2 separate regions of the Homo sapiens genome follow, and region 1 is linked to region 2. The links are chromatin contacts, found by Hi-C or POLR2A ChIA-PET in ENCODE. All regions are on one chromosome and are shown on one strand. Each heading gives the region's core, a stretch centred on a gene start or an enhancer-like site at or near the end of the contact. The rest is flanking DNA. Distances are from core to core; before and after follow the strand shown.

What was found. A loop is a pair of places that touch in the nucleus more often than their neighbours do. ChIA-PET counts read pairs that join two places held with the same protein, here RNA polymerase II (POLR2A). Pooled maps may share reads with other maps.
Region 1: a loop to region 2 is called in a pooled map, with 19 times the contacts of the local background. The contact joins the promoter of SLF2 here to the promoter of ARHGAP19 in region 2. A Hi-C loop is called at or near these places in 1 of 37 single-sample maps with no recorded cell type and 6 of 50 pooled maps. POLR2A ChIA-PET finds 5 or more read pairs at or near these places in 1 of 52 experiments (naive thymus-derived CD4-positive, alpha-beta T cell).

Annotation. Positions count from the first base shown.
Region 1 is chr10:100,911,174-100,915,551 of GRCh38, reverse strand. It overlaps SLF2 (SMC5/6 complex localization factor 2), which reads right to left and starts at 2,589. Exons shown (of 20, transcript NM_018121.4): 1 at 2,302-2,589. The coding sequence starts at 2,441. RefSeq lists enhancers at 2,440-2,489, 2,510-2,579 and a silencer at 2,800-3,069.
Region 2 is chr10:97,290,284-97,294,798 of GRCh38, reverse strand. ARHGAP19 (Rho GTPase activating protein 19) reads left to right here and starts at 2,162. Exons shown (of 12, transcript NM_032900.6): 1 at 2,162-2,227. The coding sequence starts at 2,172. It overlaps ARHGAP19-SLIT1 (ARHGAP19-SLIT1 readthrough (NMD candidate)), which reads left to right and starts at 2,126. Exons shown (of 15, transcript NR_037909.1): 1 at 2,126-2,227. RefSeq lists a silencer at 2,441-2,490 and enhancers at 1,835-2,591, 2,592-3,350, 4,109-4,515.

The sequences.
Region 1 (4,378 bases), core at 1,340-3,839, 3.6 Mb before region 2:
AACTCAATAGATGTATGCCAAATGAATAATGGGGATTATAAAAATGGAGTAAAACTTGAACAGACTCTCATAACAAGAGTAGAACAGTAGATGGTAGAATGGCAATACAGGTGATTTGGCTGATCTAGGGAATCAGTTGAAGAGGAGTTTGCTGGACAAGGGCAGAAAAGAAAAATACCAAACTTATGCTACCCTCTTTATACATTAAGATGTTAATCTAAGTAACAGCAGAAATTAGAATGAGTTGTCACAACTAGTTTCAAATTCTTAATTTTTTATCAAAGAATCCTTAAGATAGTTACAAAAATAACACATTGCTTGGGAAAAACACAAGGAGAAAAGGAAGAAAGTTAACAAGAATAACAAAAACCAAATTAATTTTTAAGAATTTCTGTACCGTAAAGACTGGATTTCATTATCTGGCTTAACTAATCAAGTTCTGACATTGGCAATAATGCTAAAGTGAAATAGGAATCCATTACCAGAATTCGTATTCTGATTTGTTCACTGTAGAGTTGTCAGCTGCAAAAAAGGGGATGTTATGATATGCTGAACAAAAAATTAACTTTCTGGTAAATTTTGCTAAAATGTATCATTTTACTGAAAGAGAATAAGCTATAGACTATTGATTTCCCTAAACATTCATCCACTATGAGGTTGGAATGCTCAGTGAAAATTCCAACAATCCAAGTTTCTTGAAGGTTAAGCTTCTTGTACACTTTACTGGTCACATTAGAAGAGCAATGCACATCTTTACTGGTTTACCAAGTCCATCACGCTTGTTTGAGATGCTGGTATAAAAGCTAAGTGCTTATGAGATGAATATGAGTGACGGGCTATGGAAGAATATATGCATTTGTTTACATAAATTATACTAGGCAAATTAACTCCACCAGAGTAAATGTTGGAGGTTCTGCAAAGGGAAGAAGGATGATACCTTGTTATTGATCTTGTTATTGATTGAGGAGAGATGGGAAGGGACCCAGAAGCAGCTCATTTGTTGCACACAAGATAATTCTAAATGCATTTTACTAAATGTAACACTGTATCTCTTCCCTAAAATATTGGACCTCAGACTCCTTTTTGATTAATACACCAGAAAGAGAAAAAATGATTTTGGGTAAAACATACAAGAAACCTGTAAAATAACCATGAATGTAACTTTCAAGAGGTAGGTTCTCTAAGTTCATATGCACACAAAATGTCCACTGCTTATTTAACAACTGGCTTAAAAAAAAACACACACACACACACAATTATAACAGTTTCACAAACCCTTATCTGAACCTTCTGGGGCCAAATGTGTTTTAGAATTCTGAATTTATCAGATTTTAGGAAGGGGATAACTTGGATGTATTATGGAAAGTCCCCAGTGGGGTCTGGTGCTGCAACCTGTAATCAAATCCACTGACATTTCTCCAGCAAAACATGAATATTCACACTTAATGGGATAAAGACCACAAACAGCCTTACATTAGTTTTAGTCAGATCTGGCTGCCCAGTAAGATGTGGTGCCAAACTTACTGAAAACGTTTTGGTTTTCATAGCTTTCTGGCTTTCAGAGTTAAGATAAGGGATTGTGGGCCTGTACCACAGTATTAGTAACATGAATATTGTTAAAACTTAATACAATTTAACTTAAAATAAAAGACAGTACCAAGTTCGTAGGGAATTTAAACATGTTTTATTGTCAGAGGATGTCATTAGATGAAACTCCCCATCTCATTACATAGCTCCCACAAAATCTTTACAAAAAAATTAGCCTCTTGGAGAGGCGTGAAGTTACTGAAAGAGAAAACACGTCACATTCCAAATCTGCAAGTTCTTTTAAGTATGAACTAGCGTGCACGCTGGACTACAAAGTAATTCGTGGAAGGGATTCCCTCATCACAGGTTACATAATTTCACCCACAACATAGAAAAGGTTTATATTACTAAACCACTAGGATCAGTAGAACTGACAACGTACAGAAAACGATCTAAATATGCATTAAGCAGTTAGGGTCCCGGGTCAAACTCTTGCAAAGGAAAAAAATCACTTTCTTTCTACCTAAGGCGGGTTCTCCGTAGCTGTCCAGGCTGGTGGTCACTAGACCAAGAGCAGCTGCCCAACTACAGAGAAGCAAACTCCAACTCCCAGTAGCCCCTGCGCGGAGGCGGGGCGGGGATTTGCCAGGCCCCGAAATGCCAACGCCTGAGCTCGCGGAGGATGGCGGGAACTGGAAGAGCGGCGGTCTGCAGCCCTCCCCTCATACCCTTGCCCCCGCGACCCGGCCCCTTCTCAAGCCCTCTGCACGGTACCTGTCCCCAGGACTCTCTGTTCTCTTTCCCGCTGCAGCATGGGCGGTACTACCGGGTCTCAGATGGCAGCGCGGGGGCGACGACCCCGGGGCTGGGGATGAGGGGAAACCTGGCCTAGCGGGCATGCAGCGCCTTGTCATGTCGGCGCCGCTGGCGACGGCGGCATGAGCCGTGGCTGGAGAAGTTGGGTGCGTGGTTGCCGTCTTGCTGCTGGGACTCCGGGAGGCTGTCGGAGCAGAGGTGGGCGGCACCCCCTTCTCTCTTCATGGCGGTTCTCTCTTCGGAAGTGACTCCGGCGTGAGCGGGAAGGAACCTGGGGACCAGTAAGGGGCGGGTCTTACTTCATGAATCACGTCTTGATTGGCTGGCACGGTGGTCATTTCGGTGGTGGCGCAATAGGAAGCCGCAGCCTCTCTGGAGAAGGCGGGGCTTGGGGACGGGGGAGGAAGAAACCTCCCCCTCCCACCCCGTCACATGCACTGAGGGCGCGCGCCTCTGGTCCCGGCCGCCTCGGCCTTGGCCGGCGCGCGGGGGCGGAAAGGCGCGGGCAGCAGCTGGCGGACAGCTGACGACACCCGCCTGGTTGAAGGCGAGGGGTGAGGGTTTGCTGAAGCAAACCGGAGCCCGGCAGCTGCCTTCGTTGAGGATGGCCAACACTTGGGCTTCCTGTGTCACACAATTGTGCCTCAGAAATCCGCAGCTGTTCATTACATCGTCTCTTTAACAGCTTAGGCCAAAGTGCCATAATACTGTCACAATTTGCTGAGGGATCTGCACAGCGCGATCCGAAGACTTGTCCATTCTACGACGGTTCTTGTTGAGTGTCAGCGGTAGATTATTTTTTTGTCTTTAAGAAGAAGAAAAAACCCCCAAAAAACTCCATTGGAATAAAGACAGTTGTTAATCCACAAAAGCATTTTGTTTCTCATGAGTTACCATGAAGTCTCTGCAGCCGACTTCCTTGGAGATTTTTTAAAGGAACACAAGGTCAGCTTTCAGTTTTCCATGTTAAGCGTGGGCAGCATAGATAAGTAAAAGCTGCCTGCAATCTCCAACCCTCCTTTGTAAAGGGCTTGTGCTCTGGAGGCTGTTAGCCATGGTTTTCCTTATAAACCGAGAGACTGGTCAGTATCTCTGAACCTCAGCCTCCACATCTGTAAAACGGGCATTTTACTCACTTTTCTGGGTAATTGTAAACCATAAAAGGATAAAACAGTGTACACTGCACAGTTCAGATTCTCTCATGTAACAGGTACAGAGCAAATTATAGTTCCCTTTCTTCCCCAGATAGATTCCTACAGCGAATTTTACTTCTTTACAAAATCTTCCAGAGACAGGTCAAATACTGTTGCAATAACTGTTAACAACCAAAATATCAATTTCAAGATGTCCAAGCTTTAATTGACAGAGTTATTTAATCAGTTGGATGGAAAAAAATCTTAAATGATATAAAATAATTTGGACGGGTCTTTCAAGTTTATTGTATAGAAATTGAACTATTGGCCTGATACAGTTGCTCACATCTATAATCCCAGCAGTTTGGGAGGCCAAGGCAGGTGGATAGCTTGAGCCCGGGAGTTGGAGACTAGCCTGGGCAACATAGCAAGACCCTGTCTCAAAAATAAATTAATTAATTAAAATTTAGAAAAAACGAAATTGAACTGTTCTGGTCACTAAGCATGCCTGACTGACTCCAAGTTCACCTCCTTTTCCCTTCCCCTTTAGTCCCCGGGAGGAAGAATTAATAAGGAATAAAGTGGACAAAAAGCTGGCAAAGTAGAGGGTCGAAGGTAAACAGTGAATATACAGGTTTCACATTCACCCCAAAAGCACATATGTACAGCTGTATACTAGCTAATGGTGGCGGAAGAAGGGAAGTGCCAAAATAGAGGGTACTTTTCTGCTCCTAATAGCGGAGAATTTACTATACGTAACATTGTTTTTTACATAAAAAAACATGATACTCAAAATGTGTTGAATGACTTACACATTTGCATTTTACATGTATTATTTCCTATCTCTTAGTGCTTTCTGTTGGATGTTTTTACACTAGGAAGTTTCTGTACTATAACAGAGC
Region 2 (4,515 bases), core at 913-3,412:
ATGTGGTGGCACACACCTGTAATCCCAGCTACTTGAGTGTCTGAGGCTGGAGAATTGCTTGAACTCGGGAGGCAGAGGTTGCAGTGAGTGGAGACCATGCCACTACACTCCATCCTAGGCAACAGAGTGAGACTCTGTTTCAAACAAAAAACATAAAAAACATCAAACTAAATGCAATTTTATTTGGACACATTTATCAAACTTTTATTTTCTTTTTTAGAGAAAGGGTCTCATTCTGTCGCACAGCCTGGAGTTCAGTGGCACAATCATAGCTCACTTTAACCTTGAACTCCTGGGCCCAGGTGATCCTCCTGCCTCAGCCTCCAAAAGTGATGGGATTATGGGTGTAGGCCACTGTGCCTAGCCCTTATCAAACTTTTAGTATTAATTCATCAATTGAAAAAAATCTATTAGAGTATATGATTTGATTTTTTATTTGGATATAATAGTTTGAGGACTTGCTTATATTTTTCAAAAATATTTATTGGACAGCCATTATGTGCCAGAAACTGTGGGGAGCAAAATAAATATAGTCTCTGCCCACTTGTGGCAGGAAGCCTAGCTGGGAACCCTCACATGAAATAAATAGTCACACAAATGACTATGTAATTGTGAGTTGTGATATGAACTGTGAAAGAATAGTACAGAGTTCTTTGTGAAAGTTTACTGAGGGAATTGATTTATACAATGGGGGTCATGGAAGATCTTTGAGCCAGTGACATTTAAGCTTCGACCTGAAAGCCAAAAAAGTGGAAAAATGGACGAGCCAGAAAAAGCAACATGTGCAAAAGCCCTAAGACAGTTCAGAAAGTGAAGCATGTGCAGTACAGTTTAGTAAAAAGGAGGCAGAGTGCAGGGAGAGCCCCAGGTGGCAGGATATCAGAAGGATCAATACAGAAATTCCCGAGAAAAGTCCAGCATAGGAAAACAATATGGAAAAACAAAAAACAACAATGCTCAAAATTTACAATGTTCTCACATATGTTGCCTCAGTTAATCCCTAGGAGAAGTGTGTGCCGCAGGGAGGACAAGGATAATTATGGTTATTCCTACCATTGAGGATTAAAGTTTAGTTTGGGACAAAGTCATGCAGCTTTTGGTTCCATGGTTCATATCACAAGGCAAACTCTGTGGGTTCTCTGGGAAGTTGGAAGGGAGTGAATGTATTGAAGCAGAAATGACCGACTCCAGCCTGGCCAACAGGGTGAAACCCCATCTCTACAAAAAGTACAAAAATTTGCCCTGTGTGTTGGTATGCTGCAATATTGTACTGTGCTCCAGCATGGGAGACAGAGGGAGACCTTATCTCAAAAAAAAAAAAAAAAGAAAGAAATAAAGGAAGAAAGAAATGACCTATGGCTAGGGCTATGCTGAGTATCTGAAGAAAGAAGGCTTTGAACTATACGTTTAAAAGCAAGTACTTCTAGGTTGCCACTCCCTGCCTGCACTTGAGGGATTTATCTCTGGGTCAAGACAGAGAACGAGTCTTGCATTAAATTACATTAAATTAAATGAATTAATTTATGGCTGGGTGCAGTGCCTCATGCCTGTAATCCCAGCACTTTGGGAGGCTGACATAGGAGGATTGCTTGAGCTCAGGGGTTCGAGACCAGCCTGGGCAACATGGTGAAACCCTGTCTCAACAGAAAAAAAAAATTAAAAAAATTGTAAAAAAAAATTATTTATTTTCAACTTTTATTTTAAATTTAGGGGGTACATGAGTTGGTTTGTTATCTGGGTATATTGTGTGATGCTGAGATATAGGGTACGGAGTCTTGCATTTTAGAAAGTGATGAGTCACTTTCAAAGTTGACAGTTCTATAATTCCCTGATTTACATATCAGGACAAAATTTGAGCATAGGCTGGTGATTTCTGACTTGAACCTAAAGGTCTGTGGAATCGGAAGGGTTCATCAAAATGAGAAACTACAACTCCCGGCAGGCCTCGGGGCTGGGTCTTCTTCCCCGCCCCTCCCTCTTTTTCCGCCAGGGCTGGGAACGACCAATGACGGTTAGTCATTTGAATAGACCAATAATATATTAAACGGTTCAGGTTGAGGAGGGGCGGTCGAGTCATCCAATCGCACGGAAGAGGTGAAAACATATTAGCCAATCCAAATATGTGGGGGCGGGACGTAAGGTGGGGCGGTGAAAGAAGTTTGCTGACGAAGATGGCGACTGAGGCACAGAGTGAAGGGGAGGTGCCAGCCCGCGAATCCGGCCGGAGGTGAGCTGAGTTTGGTCCAGTTTCCTGGGAAACGCGGCCTTGGGCTGGTAGTCCTGCCGCCTTTGCCTTGGGTCACGGAGGCGCACGGTTCGGGCTTTGTTTCTTTCTCCCACGGCGTTTCTCATCGTCGCGCCTGCGGGGGCTGAGGCGCGGGGGTCGGGCCTGGGCGCTGGACTCCAGCCAAACCCCCCGCTCGGTCCTGCCGGTGCCCGAGGGGGCTCCTCCCGCTGCGCTGGCTGCAGACGTCCAGCTGGGGGTGGCAGCGCTGATCGCTTTGGCGCCGAGACACCTCTTGATGGCGAGGAAACGGAAGTCCAGGGCTGGTTAGCGAATTCCTCACTGTTGCACACAGCGCTTCACATCTTCTCCGAGGCACTTTGTGCGTTCAGGTCCGAGCAAGGATTTGAGTGTCAATTAGAAACAGTGTTGAGTCCTTGGGCCAGTTTTTAAACCTCTCTCGACTTCAGTTTCTTCATCTGCAAAGGGACGTGAGGATGCCTATTTCCAAGTGTCAAGATTGAATAAGACAATCCATTTAAAGCTAGCACTGAGTTTAGCCGATAATGACAACTCTACGCAATAGATTTTCTTCTTCCTAGTAGAACAGCTAAGGAGCAGATGGGAGAGGGATCTGTAGTCCAGGACATCATGACTTTATTTCCACAGGATGTTCTTTCCTAAACAGCCACACCGAGATTTAGCGTTTTCAGGAGAGAATTTCGAGGTGGTGTTGCCTTAGCCTTGAGACCTAAGTTGTCTTAATTGATTACAATTTTGTTTTTGGTGTAATTCAATAGATTGAGTTTATTTACGTTGCCTCAGTGTAACTCAGTAAAATACTTCGGTTTGGCGTCTTTTGGTTCCATTTGTACCGAATAAGAGATTCCAAGAATCTTGGGAAACTAATAACTTTGTGACTCGGCTTCTTCCTGAGCCCAGATGAGCGTGGTTGAGTGTGTTATTTAAAATATCATACGGGGCCGGGCATGGTGGCTTACGCCTGTAATCCCAGCACTTTGGGAAGCCGAGGGGAGCGGATCACCTGAGATCAGGAGTTCGAGACCAGCCTGGCGAACATGATGAAAGCCCGTCTCTACTAAAAATACAATAATTAGCCGGGTGTGGTGGCGGGCGCCTGTAGTCCCAGCTACTCAGGAGGTTGAGGCGGAGGTTGCAGTGAGCCCAGATGCGCCATTGCATTCCACCCTGGGTGACAGAGCAAGACTATGTCTCAAATAAATAAATAAAATAAAATATGATATGGAAGAGTTTTCCACTCTTTTTTGTTTTGTTTTGTTTTTGTTTTGCAGTTGCAAGATTTCATAGAGTGAAATAGAGTGAAAACACAGCTCCCACACAAAGGGAGGGGACCCAAAGTGGGTGGCCGTTGCTGGCTCTAATGCCTGGGTTTATATCCTGATCCTTGTCCCTCCCGCTGTGCTCTCAGGCAAGAGATGATTGGCTATTTCTTTACCTCCTGTTTTTGCCTAATTAGCATTTTAGTGAGCTCTCTGATTGGTTGGGTGTGAGCTAAGTTGCAAGCCCCGTGTTTAAAGGTGGATGCGGTCACATTCCCAGCTAGGCTCAGGGATTCTTAGTTGGCCTAGGAAATCCAGCTAGTCCTGTCTCTCAGTCCCCCTTCTCAACAGGAAAACCCAAGTGCTGTTGGGGAGATTGGCCGATGACCGCCCTAACTGCTTCCTGCTGAATTGGGGCGTAGTAGGGGTTGTGCAGTTGAGATTTCCTCGGGAGGGTTGCCTTCGATGTCATTAACATCGGAGCATGGGCTAGCAGGCTGTTCCAGGGGTCCGCGGTGGATCTTAGTCATAGACTGCATCTGGGGCTCCATTTGAAGAATGATTTGTAGTTTTACAGTTTCAATTCTGGAAGAGACAAACGCTTTGGATGCCCCTTCGTGGTCACCAAAATGTTACCGGGGGTCCTTGCTCACAGAGCTCCCAAGATGGTGGCCAGCCGCTTCTAAGATGATGGCGGGCCGCTTCCAGGATGGTGGCAAGCCTAGTGTTCTCTGACCTGGGGTTCTCAGCCTCACCGATTCCAAGGAATGGAATCTTGGGCCATGGGGTGAGTGTTACAGCTCTATTAGAAGCTGTGGGTCACGGAAGAGAACCGTGGAACCCAGTGACTGGTGTTCAACTTGATTAGGACGAACCCAGGCACTTAGCCATGCAGGAACAATGGCAAGCCTTTAGCACGATCGGGAGTGGCAATGGGAGTCTCACTGGATCAGGAGCACAGCAGACACCCTGCCAGATCCGGAGGGATGG